Linked DNA regions of Homo sapiens: region 1 is linked to region 2. The links are chromatin loops, found by intact Hi-C in ENCODE. Cell type or tissue: HepG2. All regions are shown on one strand. Each heading gives the region's core, and the rest is flanking DNA. Links, peaks and the distances in the headings are about the cores only.

Region 1 (4,922 bases), core at 298-4,297, 360 kb after region 2:
CTACAAAAAAAAATTAGTCAGGCATGGTGGTGCGCACCTGTATTCCCAGCTACTTGGGAAGCTGAGGTGGGAGGATCACTTGAGCCCAGGATGTTGAGGCTGCAGTGAGCTGAGATCGCACCACCACACTCCAGCCTGGGTGACAGAGTGAGATCCTGTCTCAAAGAAAAAAAAAAAAGTTATTTATATAATTGAGGGCTCTTTTTTTAGCTCCTGCTTGCCATGTATAGTCAGTATCTTTGTAGGACACAGCTTATCTAGTTATCTCCATTGATTCATAAGAACTCATGATCTCCTTTGTTTTTTTTTTTCCTGATGCACAAGTAGAGATTTTTTGGCAATCATGTGGTTCTGTTTTGTCTTCTAAAATTATTCTCCAGAAACCAAGTATCTGGAGCAAACAGAATGTAGGCGTTTCAAATCGAGCTGAGAAGGATGCTGAACAGAAGATTGAAGAACAGAAGACTTTAGACAAAGCAAGGTAAAGTTATAAGCTCTGGTAAATATAGTTAGCTTTGAGGCTACCCAGGCAGAGAAATGGAAGTTCAAATTTTGTCCTTTTTGATTTACAAATTTTATTTTTAACATCCTTCTAGCCCAATGCTCTAAGTACTCTAAAAATAATATAATTTGCAGATATATCTGTAGTCTTATAAAAAGGTAAAACATAGTCACAGTTTATAAGATGAAACATTCTTGCTGTCAGCCTTTGTTAGACACTAAGATTATCAATACATTTTTAAGAGGTTTTCCCATGGTGTGGGCTAGGTGGGATGACACTAGAATTTAGAAACCCTAAACTTCCCCCCCACCTTTTATTTTGAAAAACTTCAAGGGTACATAGAACATTCTAATATTCTTCACCTAAATTCCCCAGTTAACATCTTGTCACATGTGCTTTCCCTCTCTCTCTCTTACACACACACACGCGTGTGTAGAGAGACTTTAAGCTTCATACTTTCCCTGTAAGTCGTTCAGCCTATATCTTCTGAGAACAAGGACATTTTCCTACATAACCACAATACCGCTATCAAACCCAAGAAATTTAACACTGATAAATTAGTATTATCTATTTTGTGGTCCATATTCAGATTTCACCAGTTATCCCAGTACAATTATGTATTTTATAGATTTAAAAAAAAATCCAGGATTCAAAGATTACCCATTGTTTGTAGTTGTCAAATCTGTTTAGTCTTCTTTAATCTAGAACTGTTCCCTTGCCTTTTGGTTGTCTGTTATGCCATTAACGTTTTTAAAGGGTCCAGGCCAGTTATTTCTGCAGTGTCCCACAACCAATTAGAGTCGTATGAAATGTTTTTGGTAAGAATACTATGTGGGCAGTGGTGTGTCCTTCCCATTGAATCACATCAGGAGGCTCATAAGGTCAGTTTGAGTCGTTATTGGTGTTGATAGGTTTGATTACTTGGTTAAGGTATATATGCTTGGTTTCACCACTGTAAAGGTGCCTCCCCAATTTGTAATTAATAGTAATCTGAAGTGGGAAATTTGGAGACTGTGTGAATATCCTCTTCACCAACTCATTTCCATGCAATGATTTGTTATCATTGATGAATCTTGATAGTTATCAGTTATCACATTGCTGGTTTCAGAATGATGATTTTTCTAATTCTGTCATTCCATCTTTATTATTTTTCTAAAGAAAAGACAGCATCACCCTCAGAGAGAATCCCAAGTTTCAATGTTTGGCATGACTGCTACATGTGCTTTTGGATATATGGAATAATAAAATTCTGTGGTCCCAAACAGTAGTTGCCAAGGTTGCTCAGCAATCTTGGGTCTGAAGATAGAAGGCAGAATATTAGCCCATTTGGGGACATTTTCTTAGCATTTGACCTGTCCCCAACAGACCTCAGGCTTTACTTAAAGATATGATCAGTTTTGAGACATTTCCCACTCTTGGACATATTCTCAGAATTTTAATTTTGTCCAAAGTTACCATGATCTTTTATTATTTTGCTCTGTGTATCAAGAGTTTTTCTTGGCACTTTGCTGTGCTTTTTCTATGCAGTAACTTTTATGAAGCACTTTGGTTTTGCTGTGTTGTGGGAGTCAAGACAACTGCAGGATGTCTGCCTCCCTCCAGAGCTCAGAACACGCAAGCACAGTCCCAGGCTTTTCTGAGGTAGAAGGCCTTGGGCAAGTTAGTTATCTGTTAAGACTCTTTCTTTATCTATGAAGTGAGGTGGTTAATACTTAGGTTATGAAGTCCTTCAGGGAATTAAAGGAGATAAATAGTGTCTGGCACTTAGAGGTTGCAGGCAGTGTCCCTGCTCTCATGCTCTGAATCCCATCTTTCTAACTCAACAGAAGAAACTGTTCTTTAAAGTCACTAGTGACATCCTCATCCACTAAATCCAGCGGCCGTTTCCCTGACACCTTCCTTGATCTCAATTATCCATTTGTAGTCTGTTCCTAACCCCTGAAAACTGTTGCTACACTGCACCAAGTTTCATATCCTTTCTCACGTGCTCTCATCCCTGCCTGTCTCTGTCTCTATTTTGCACCATTCTCTATTTTGCTCAGCACCCTCTGCTCTACTGGTCTCTCTTGAAAATGTCAAGCTCATCCTCACTTAATCTTTCCTTTTTCTGACCTGCCTTCCCTGCCCCCAGATCCTCCTGTGGTTGGCTGCTTCTTGCTGTGCAAGCCATGGCTCCGTTTTCATGTTCAGAGAGGTTTCCCCTGACTGCCCTCTCTCAGTTAGTGTCCTGCCCACTCACTCTAACCTGACACTTGTTGCTTTGTGTTCTGTTTGACTTTTAAATTTTTTCTAGTTTTCTTTTCATTAAAACAGTAAGATCCTCTGATGACCAGCTAGTTACAGTAAGAGCCCTCCAAAATAGGGGTCTTAGAAGCCTGATATGAGTGAGCCGGTCCACCATGCACTGCATTACTGCATGTCAAGGGGCCTCTCTGCTGGCATGCGTTTCTTCCCCTCACAGCTCTTCTCACAGTCTCAGGTCCTCCTTTTCATTCCTTTCTTTATTGTCCTTCTCCATCTCTAGAATGGGAACTCCCAGGAAGCTGGGACTTTTTCTTGTTCCTGTGAGTCCTCAGTGCCTAAAACAGTGCTTGGCAGGTAGGAGGTGTGCAATAAGTACTTGGTGAATGGATGTGTAAAATAAAAGAGGAATGTTTCTGACATTGTGATTAAGAGTGGTCATTCACAAGAGAACTCGCAGATCATCCACAAGAGAACTCTTTGGGGCTTCTCTTTACCATCATTAAGTATTTCCAGAATAAAGAATTGCTTACCCTCTCATGGTCTGTACCACTGAAAAATACATGTCATCAGAATTACTGTGAGCAGAGAGGCTGCTTTGTTGGAATGTTGACATTTGTTTTAAGTTGGCAGTTAAATTAAGTTGTTGGATTCTTAAGTCAGTTGATCCACTTATTCATTCATCAAATATTGATTGAGAACCTACTGTGTGCCAAGTGTTATTTTAGGCCCTGGGACCAAGTAATAAATAAGAGGACACAGGCCATGCACTCACGGAGCTTCTGTTTTCCTTGGCAGAGCAGACATGGGGCAGGGTGGTCTGAGGGTCTCCTCAGGATGGTGTGGTCTGTGCTGGTTGTGGTTGTCTTGACAGGCTGGGCCTCATGGGCAGATGGTACCTGTCAGGCAGGGAGTGTGGGGGCAACCAGGATGAACAGTTATAAGACCATTTCTAATACTTGTATTTTTTTTCTCCTAGGGAAAAATTGGAAGAAAAAGCCAAATTATATGAAAAAATGACTAAAGGAGACTTTATAGGTAAATAAAATTTGTTATTTCTACTTCATTTTCTATAATGCATACAGCCCTTTGATATTACATTACTTGTTAAAATAACTGTAGGAGTAGAGAGAAAATTTAGACGTCAAAATTTTACTTTCCATGGCTGCACAGAGACAAGAAAATCAGCAATAATTTACCAATTGTCTAGTGGGTGCCTGGCAGCATGTTAGGTGCCTGGAAGGGACAAACAAGTACTGGAAGCCAGATCCTCTGTCTCTGCCCTCAAGGCAGGGTCATCTGGTGGAGGAAAATGACACAGAACAAAGCAAAGTTAGGGAACAATGTCTGAGTAGGCCGCAATTACCTACAATTACAGCTGTGCTAAAACAGGGTGGGTTGGGCTGGGTGGAATTGTGGTTCTGTTAGGTGCTAGAGTTATGTTTCTTCTTTCCCTATTTTCCCTCTATTTTCAATTTTTTTTCTGTGCTGTGCTTATAATTGCTTTAAATCTGTTTGGGTGTAGTGGCTTACGCTTGTAATTCCAGCACTTTGGGAGGCCAAGGCAGGCAGATCACCTGATGGCAGGAGTTTGAGACCAGCCCGGGCAACATGGTGAGACTCTGTCTCTACAAAAAGTAATTTAAAAATTAGCTGGACATGGTGGTTCATGCCTATAGTCCCATTATTTAGGAGCCTGAGGCTTGAGCTCAGGACTTTGAGATTACAGTGAGCTGTTGATCATGCCACTGCATCCTCGGTGCAGTAAGCTATGATCCAGCCTGGGTGACAGAGTGTGACCCTATCTCTAAAAAAAAAACAAAAAACTCCCTTTTCTCATATCCCCCAGAAAAAACCCAATCCATAATTAGACAACAGTAGAAGAGATTTTATGAGGCAGGGAGAGTGAATATGTAATCAGGGAAGTCTTTTGGGAGAAGTTGGGCTTAGCTTTGGCAAGCTGGAGAAAGGGATCCTGCAGGGGTAGATTGGTAAGCAGACCAGCTGAGGAGGGCAGGGCCAGAGGTCAACAGAGTCACCTAGCCTAGCATGGCTGGGGCCCAGGTACAGTAGGAGAGAGGCCAGGCTGGTCCTAGGTCCCTGACCGCTTCTTCCCAGACAGCAGGGGCACTTTCCCTGTATAGCAGGAGCCTGGCACAGGAAGGTCAGACACTCAACA
Region 2 (6,117 bases), core at 1,318-5,317:
AATCATAAGAATGACGGTCATTTACGGAGGGCTCACGCTGTGCCAGGCCCTGCCCTAAGCACTCAACCTTCCTAGCAACACCATGATGTCAGCCCGCTTATTGTCCCCATTTTAGGGGTGAGGAAATGAAGGTAGGGCGATAATAGGATGATTATTACTACTAAAAATCATAACACAATGGCTGTTGTCAATAAGAAGGATAGTAACAGGGCCATGGCTTACTGAGGGCTTAAATGTGCAAGCAACTGACACCTAGGCTCACATCAGCTCCTTACATCTTTCCAGCAGGGGCACTGGTATCATCCCCACTTTACAGATGAAGACTGAGTCTCCAGGAGGGAGGGTCACTTGCCCACGATGACCCAGTTGCTCCAGTGGGCGAGCCAGGACTCCAGCCCATGCCTGTCTGAACAGACTCTTAGCCATGGTCACTACCAGCCATTCCTGAAGGCATCTGTCACTCCAGGGTGGACTTCTCAGTTTAAGACGGACAGGGCACTTACTGTCTGTGACCACAGAATGATGATTTGGGCTCTGAGGCTCCACCAGGGAAGTGCTGCACCGGAAGGCACTCAGCGGGGTAGAGGAGGAGGTGGATTAAAAGTGGGGCTCAGGTCCTCACCCACCTACCACACCACCCTGGCCAGAGTCTGCTTCCTGTCTCAGGGTTCAGGTGAAGGAGCCCAGAAGAGCCACTTCCTGTAAATGTTCCTCCTCTTGTAGATTTCAGGCTGGGCAGTCTGGCAGAAGACACCTGTGCTTGTTTTCTGCCAAGTCCTGGTGGTCTTGCCATCTCCCCTGTAGATCTGCTGGCCCCGCCATTCGTGAGCCCCAGAGGCCTGGATTGAGAGGCTGCCAGGGAGGCCTGGAGCGTGTCTGAGGGGTCGGCACCTTGGCGCTTGTCTGGAAGTCTCCCAGGCTTGGCCCCAGCCCACTCTTTAGACCTCTGCTTCACCTCCCTGCCATGCAGACCCCTGGCCCAGCCCAGAAAGCCCCTGGGGCTTGTCAGGAACCCGGATCAACAGAACCTGATGGGCCAGAGAGGATGCCAGCCATGCAAGGTCGCACAACAATCAGGAGGCAAAGGCCACTCTCTGCCACCTGAGAAGGATGATGGGAATTGGGCCCCTGCCCCCTGCACCCCCATCCTGAGGTTAAGTGTGAGGCCTTGGAGAGGTGCCCATCTGTGTGCCCAGTAGGGGCTGTGTGGCTCTCTCTGACCCAGCCTGCTGGCATATAATTGAAGGTCATCCTGGGGATCAGTTGGGGCCCCCAGGAACTGGCCCCAGGCTGGCTGGCTAGCTGGGGTCCTCTGCACACGGATGTCCCCCTCCTCTACCCAAGGTCTTAACCTGAGAGACCCCTCTCCCTGCTGAAGGTGTAAGGGGGTGGCATCTTCTTCCTACACAAGAGGGCGGTACCCAGATCCCTGACTGTGGAAGAGGGAGTGTGGTTCATGAGAGAGCCCAGGCCAGGTAAGAAAGGCCCCAAATGTTTACGAGCACTGGCCTTGTGTCAGGGACCCAGCTGGCACAGGGTAGAAGGCCCCACTCACAGTGTCCCCATCATCAACACCCACCCCTACCCCACACACAGTGTCCTCACCACCAACACCCACCCCCACCCCGTACACAGTGTCCTCACCACCAACATGGGGCACCAGCAGGTGCACTTGTTAATGAGTGAACTACCTTGACACATCATCATCACCCCGACTCCATAGTCTATGTGAGGCTCACTCTTGGTGTTGCACATTCTATAGGTTTGAGCAAATGTATCATAACGTGTCTGCCATGACTAGATCATACTAGGTAGTTTCACTACCCTAAAATTCCTCTGGGCTTCACCTATTCTCTTTTTTCACTTTGTTTCTTCGTTTTCAGAATGAAAACAACTTTACTGATTTTAAAATCATGCATGCGCTTAATAGCACCCTCCTATTCCCCAGACAACCACTGCTGAGAGTGTGGGGTATGTTTCCTTTCAGGTGTTTTCTGTCTGTATCAACATAGCCCACCCAGAGTATATAAGGAGTACCCAAGAGTCCATAGGAGCTAATATTGGGAATTGGCATTGACTGAGTGCCTACTATGTGCTTGACCTCACTGGACATTAAAATTTTTTTTTTTTCTGAGACAAGATCTCACTCTGTCACCCAGGCTGCAATGCTGTGTGGCACGATCATAGCTCACTGCAGCCTTGAACTGAGCTCAAGCGATCCTCTCACCTCAGCCTCCTCAGTAGCTGGGACCACAGGTGCACACCACTGTGCCCTGCTAATTTTTTTTTTTTTCTGGTAGGGACAGGGTCTCTCTGTGTTGCCCAGGCTCGATCTCCTGGCCTCAAGCGATCCTTCCACCTTGGCCGCCCAAAGCGCTGGGATTACAGGCGTGAGTCACTCCACCTGTCAAACCTCACTGGACATTTAACACTCACAGCAACACTGTGCGGTGGCCACCATCTCTGCCTCCGTTTCACAGATGAGAAAACTTAAGGCTCAGAGAGTTGAAGGTCCTTGCCCAAGGTCCCAGGAATAGAAAGTGTCAGAGCTGTTTCTAATCAAGTGACAAAGAAAGAGTCAAGGCTGGAATTTGAGTCAAGTTAGCTCTGACTCTGCACTTGGAAAAGCAGAAAGCATCTTGACGTGAGGAATTCTCTCCTACCCCAACCGTGGGGACGGAGGTTCTGAGCCAACATGGAAAGGGCCTGAAGAAACAGCTTGCTGGGTGGCGGGCCCTTGGAAGATGGAGTGGGAAACCTCAGCACCCTGCGGGTGCCCTTCTCAATCCTGGCTCTTAAGACCCAGGAGCCTGAGCCTGGGAGAGAGGAGGTGATCTCTTTTCCTCAGCCTGTGTCTGTAGGACTCACATCAGCAGAAAGTACACACCCACTCAGAGGAACACACTGCCACATTCCACACACTCACATGTGCACACCCTACCCCTCATGACAGCCAAGCTCTCTCCTGTCCACTCTCCCATTTCCGCCTCATATCCGGGCCACCTCCTCCAGTTGCCTACATTGCGCACTGCACAGTTGCAAGGGGATCAGTCACATGGACTGCAATGTGAATGGCACCCCCTGGAGTTGTGTGACACTGCTCACGTTGAGCGGGGAGACTTGGCTTATTTTACACTTGGCAGAAACTGATGCTCAGAGACAGCCAGTGACTTACCCACTGGTCAAAGAGTGCGTCAGTGCTTGGAACAAAAATCTGTCATCTTTTATCTCCCTTCCCCCATGCCTTTCAAAAAGAATTATTTCTAAAACTTTGATATGTTTTAAAAACAAATTGTTGTTAAACTTCTATCTAGTTGTTTTTGAGGAGGTTCCATACAAAATCTTAAGGGTACCAAAGAGCATAAAAAGAAAGTCATTCCCCTCCCACCTGTGAGCCCGGGACACCGGTTCCTTTGCCCAGAGGCAGCCGCTGCTGCTGGTTGTCGTGTGTCTGGTCCAGAGACACTCTAAACATCGTTTACACAAATGGGAGCGTGTGATGCTGCCCGCACCCCAGTGAGGGCTTTGTATGCCCTGCACCGTGCCGGAACCTTGCAGCCGCCTGACTCTGTTTTACTGTCCACAGGATTCCCTTACATGGAGGCCCCGCTGGCTATTTCGCAACACCCACTGGCATTCACTTAGGGCGCTCTGATCTCTCGCTGAAGCAAACCATGCTGGTGAACTCCCTTGCCTGTGTGTCATTTCACATGTCGGAAAAATCACCTGAAAGGTAAAGTCTTCATTTCTTTTAGACCTAAATATTTCATTTTTGAAACAAACTGAAATGGCATAAAAGGACATATAATAAAGTAAAAGAGAAGGTCCGAGTTGCCCCCACCCCTATTGATTCTACTCCCTGAAAGTGGCCACTGTTTCATCTCATATTATTTCACAGTTGCTTATGGGGCTTAAGATATGTGGTTGATTTGCAAAAATGGCCGTAGGCCTTTCCCGGGGCCAGCTTGGTGGAGACGGCAATCCAGGAGTTCCCTGCATTGGGAATGGTGGTGGGATCAAGCATGTGGAAGCTTCCTGAAATCTGGAGTGAACCTCTCAACTCCAGCCCTCTCACCATGCCCATTCCCAGCAAAACTACAGTCCCTTTGTCCCTCCCAGCCTGACCCCTTCTGCCAACACCAGGGGCCAAGGGTGGGAACCTAGGGTCTCCACAGAGGTGAGCAGACAGGGCTAGGAGCTCAAGGCACAGGGGAAGGCTGTCCGCCTGCCCAGTCAGTGTGCAGAGGGTAAATAATTCCCAAGTGTGTCTTAGGGAGAAAAGATAGTCACCAGTGACTCTACCTCACCACCTCTCACCTGCTTCATTGGGTCACTTCTTTACCCAACACCCTTTTATTGAGCACCAACTGCATGCCTGGTACTAAGTGCCAGGCATACATCCAGGGCAAAACCAACAAATTCTCTGAGAGTTACATGTTCATTGGATGAGACAGAAAATAAGCAAATAAGACCATGAATATATACTATGTCAGGAAGTAGTATGTTCTCAGGAAAAAAGCAAAGCAGAATAAACAGGAGGTCAGGGAGAAGAGGGTGGCCGAGGAAGACCCATAAGAGGAGGAGACACGAGCACAGGTGAGTGATGACTAGGAGTGAGCCCTGCAGACAATGGGAGAAGGCTTTCTAGGCCAGGGGAACCCCACACACAAAGGCCTGGAGACAGGAGAGTGCAGCTATGCTGGAGGGGCAGCCAGGGGACCCACATGGCTGGAGCAGTGGGGTAGAGGGGTGGCGGGGAATGGTGGGAATGAGAACAGAGGTACCACCTGTCACCCTAATCCCCTATCCAGTCCTCAGCACCCCACTCCCAGCATCCACAAAACCACCCTCTGCCTTCTCCTTCCTTCTGCCCACCCTGAGGAAAAGGCATCTCTCCTCTTGCTCAGGGCGGGTTCCCTCTCTCCTCTGGGCTGAGTCCCTTCTCATCTTTCCTGCCACCGCAGATGCAGACGCTGGCTCCAGCTGCAGAGCCTTGGCCTCTGCTGTCGCCGCTCCTTCTGGGTCCTCCACACCCCTTTCCACCTACCTGGCTCCTGTTCAGCTTTTCAGATCCAGGCTAGGACCTGCATCCCCACAAAAGCCCTCCCTGCTGCCCAGGCTGGGCCAGCGGCTCCCTGGCTCCTCAACCACCTGCACTTTCCCTTTTCCACTTCTGACTGTTTGACAAGGCAATGAGCTCCTGGGGTCAGAGAAGTGCTCAATTCCCCTGTGTGTCCCCAGCTCAGAGCTTAGGGTTTGGCCAGATGTGCAGGCGACACTCCTGTGGCTTCAGGCTGAGGCCTCAGGCTCCCCAGAGCCTTTTGGCACCCTGTCTCCCTGCTCATCCCCTTGCTTGTCCTGCTACCCCAGGGACAATTGTGTCTTAACCACATTGACCTACTTGCTGCCCACAAAACTGATCTGGTGCTTCCTGTCCCTCCCCCTGGCCCTGAACTGCTACCACCACTCTCATCTTCCTAACCAAAATCTCCTCCATCAAAACCCAACTCCAGCCTACCTGGATGGGGGCAGAGGAAGACACGCCAGACAGGAAGGCCAGCGAGGCATATTCACTGTGTGACCTCCAGCACCTCCTCTTGTCTGGGTGACCCTCAGCTTCCTAGTCCACAGCCTGAGGATGCAGCGGTCCCCAGAGCACAGGGTGGGGGTGAGCGGCAGATGGCAAGACCCTGTCCTGGCTCCTCCCCTTGGCTTTGGGCTCCCTGAGATGCTGTAGTCATCTCTGGATCCCTCCCAGTGCCCAGAACTTAGAAGCTTCTCAGCAAATATTTATGAAATGTATGAGGACACCATACTTTATCGTTTACATTGGCACACACGTTATTGTGCTCTGTCCTTGCTGGCATCCCTCCATTACAGGCCTGCAAGCCCAGGTTGCTGGACTGAGTGGGCAGGGGATTGGTCATGAGCTTCAGAAAGAGCCCTACCAGACATTCAGGGAGGTTGTGGAACCCACCCAAGGCCACACAGTCAACAAATCACAGAGCCAGCCCTGGACCCCGCGCTCTGCAGAATCCAGGTCCTGTGCACATCACCTCCGTCCTCCCTGTGACTCTGCAAGGTGGGCCCTCTCGCTCTTTCCTTTGGCCTTTTGTT

Evidence for each region. Peaks named below come from ENCODE experiments on the same cell type or tissue, not always from the same donor. Only the 100,000 strongest peaks of a DNase experiment are listed, where the experiment ranks them.
Region 1: a loop joins it to region 2, with 13 times the contacts of the local background. A loop is called at or near these places in 1 of 110 quality-filtered maps.

What each region holds. Positions count from the first base shown.
Region 1 is chr3:14,655,149-14,660,070 of GRCh38, forward strand. CCDC174 (coiled-coil domain containing 174) reads left to right here. Exons shown (of 11, transcript NM_016474.5): 3 at 381-481; 4 at 3,723-3,781. It overlaps LOC124906215 (a long non-coding RNA gene), which reads right to left. Exons shown (of 3, transcript XR_007095827.1): 2 at 3,943-4,042; 3 at 3,564-3,642. Among named protein-coding and RNA genes, the nearest start is that of CCDC174, 5.8 kb to the left of the region's middle. In HepG2, for the core only: no CTCF peak of the experiment used is centred there; no DNase peak of the experiment used is centred there.
Region 2 is chr3:14,298,186-14,304,302 of GRCh38, forward strand. No RefSeq gene overlaps it. Among named protein-coding and RNA genes, the nearest start is that of LINC01267, 51 kb to the right of the region's middle. RefSeq lists an enhancer at 1-282. In HepG2, for the core only: no CTCF peak of the experiment used is centred there; a DNase peak (open chromatin) is centred at 3,616; H3K27me3 peaks cover 1,474 bases.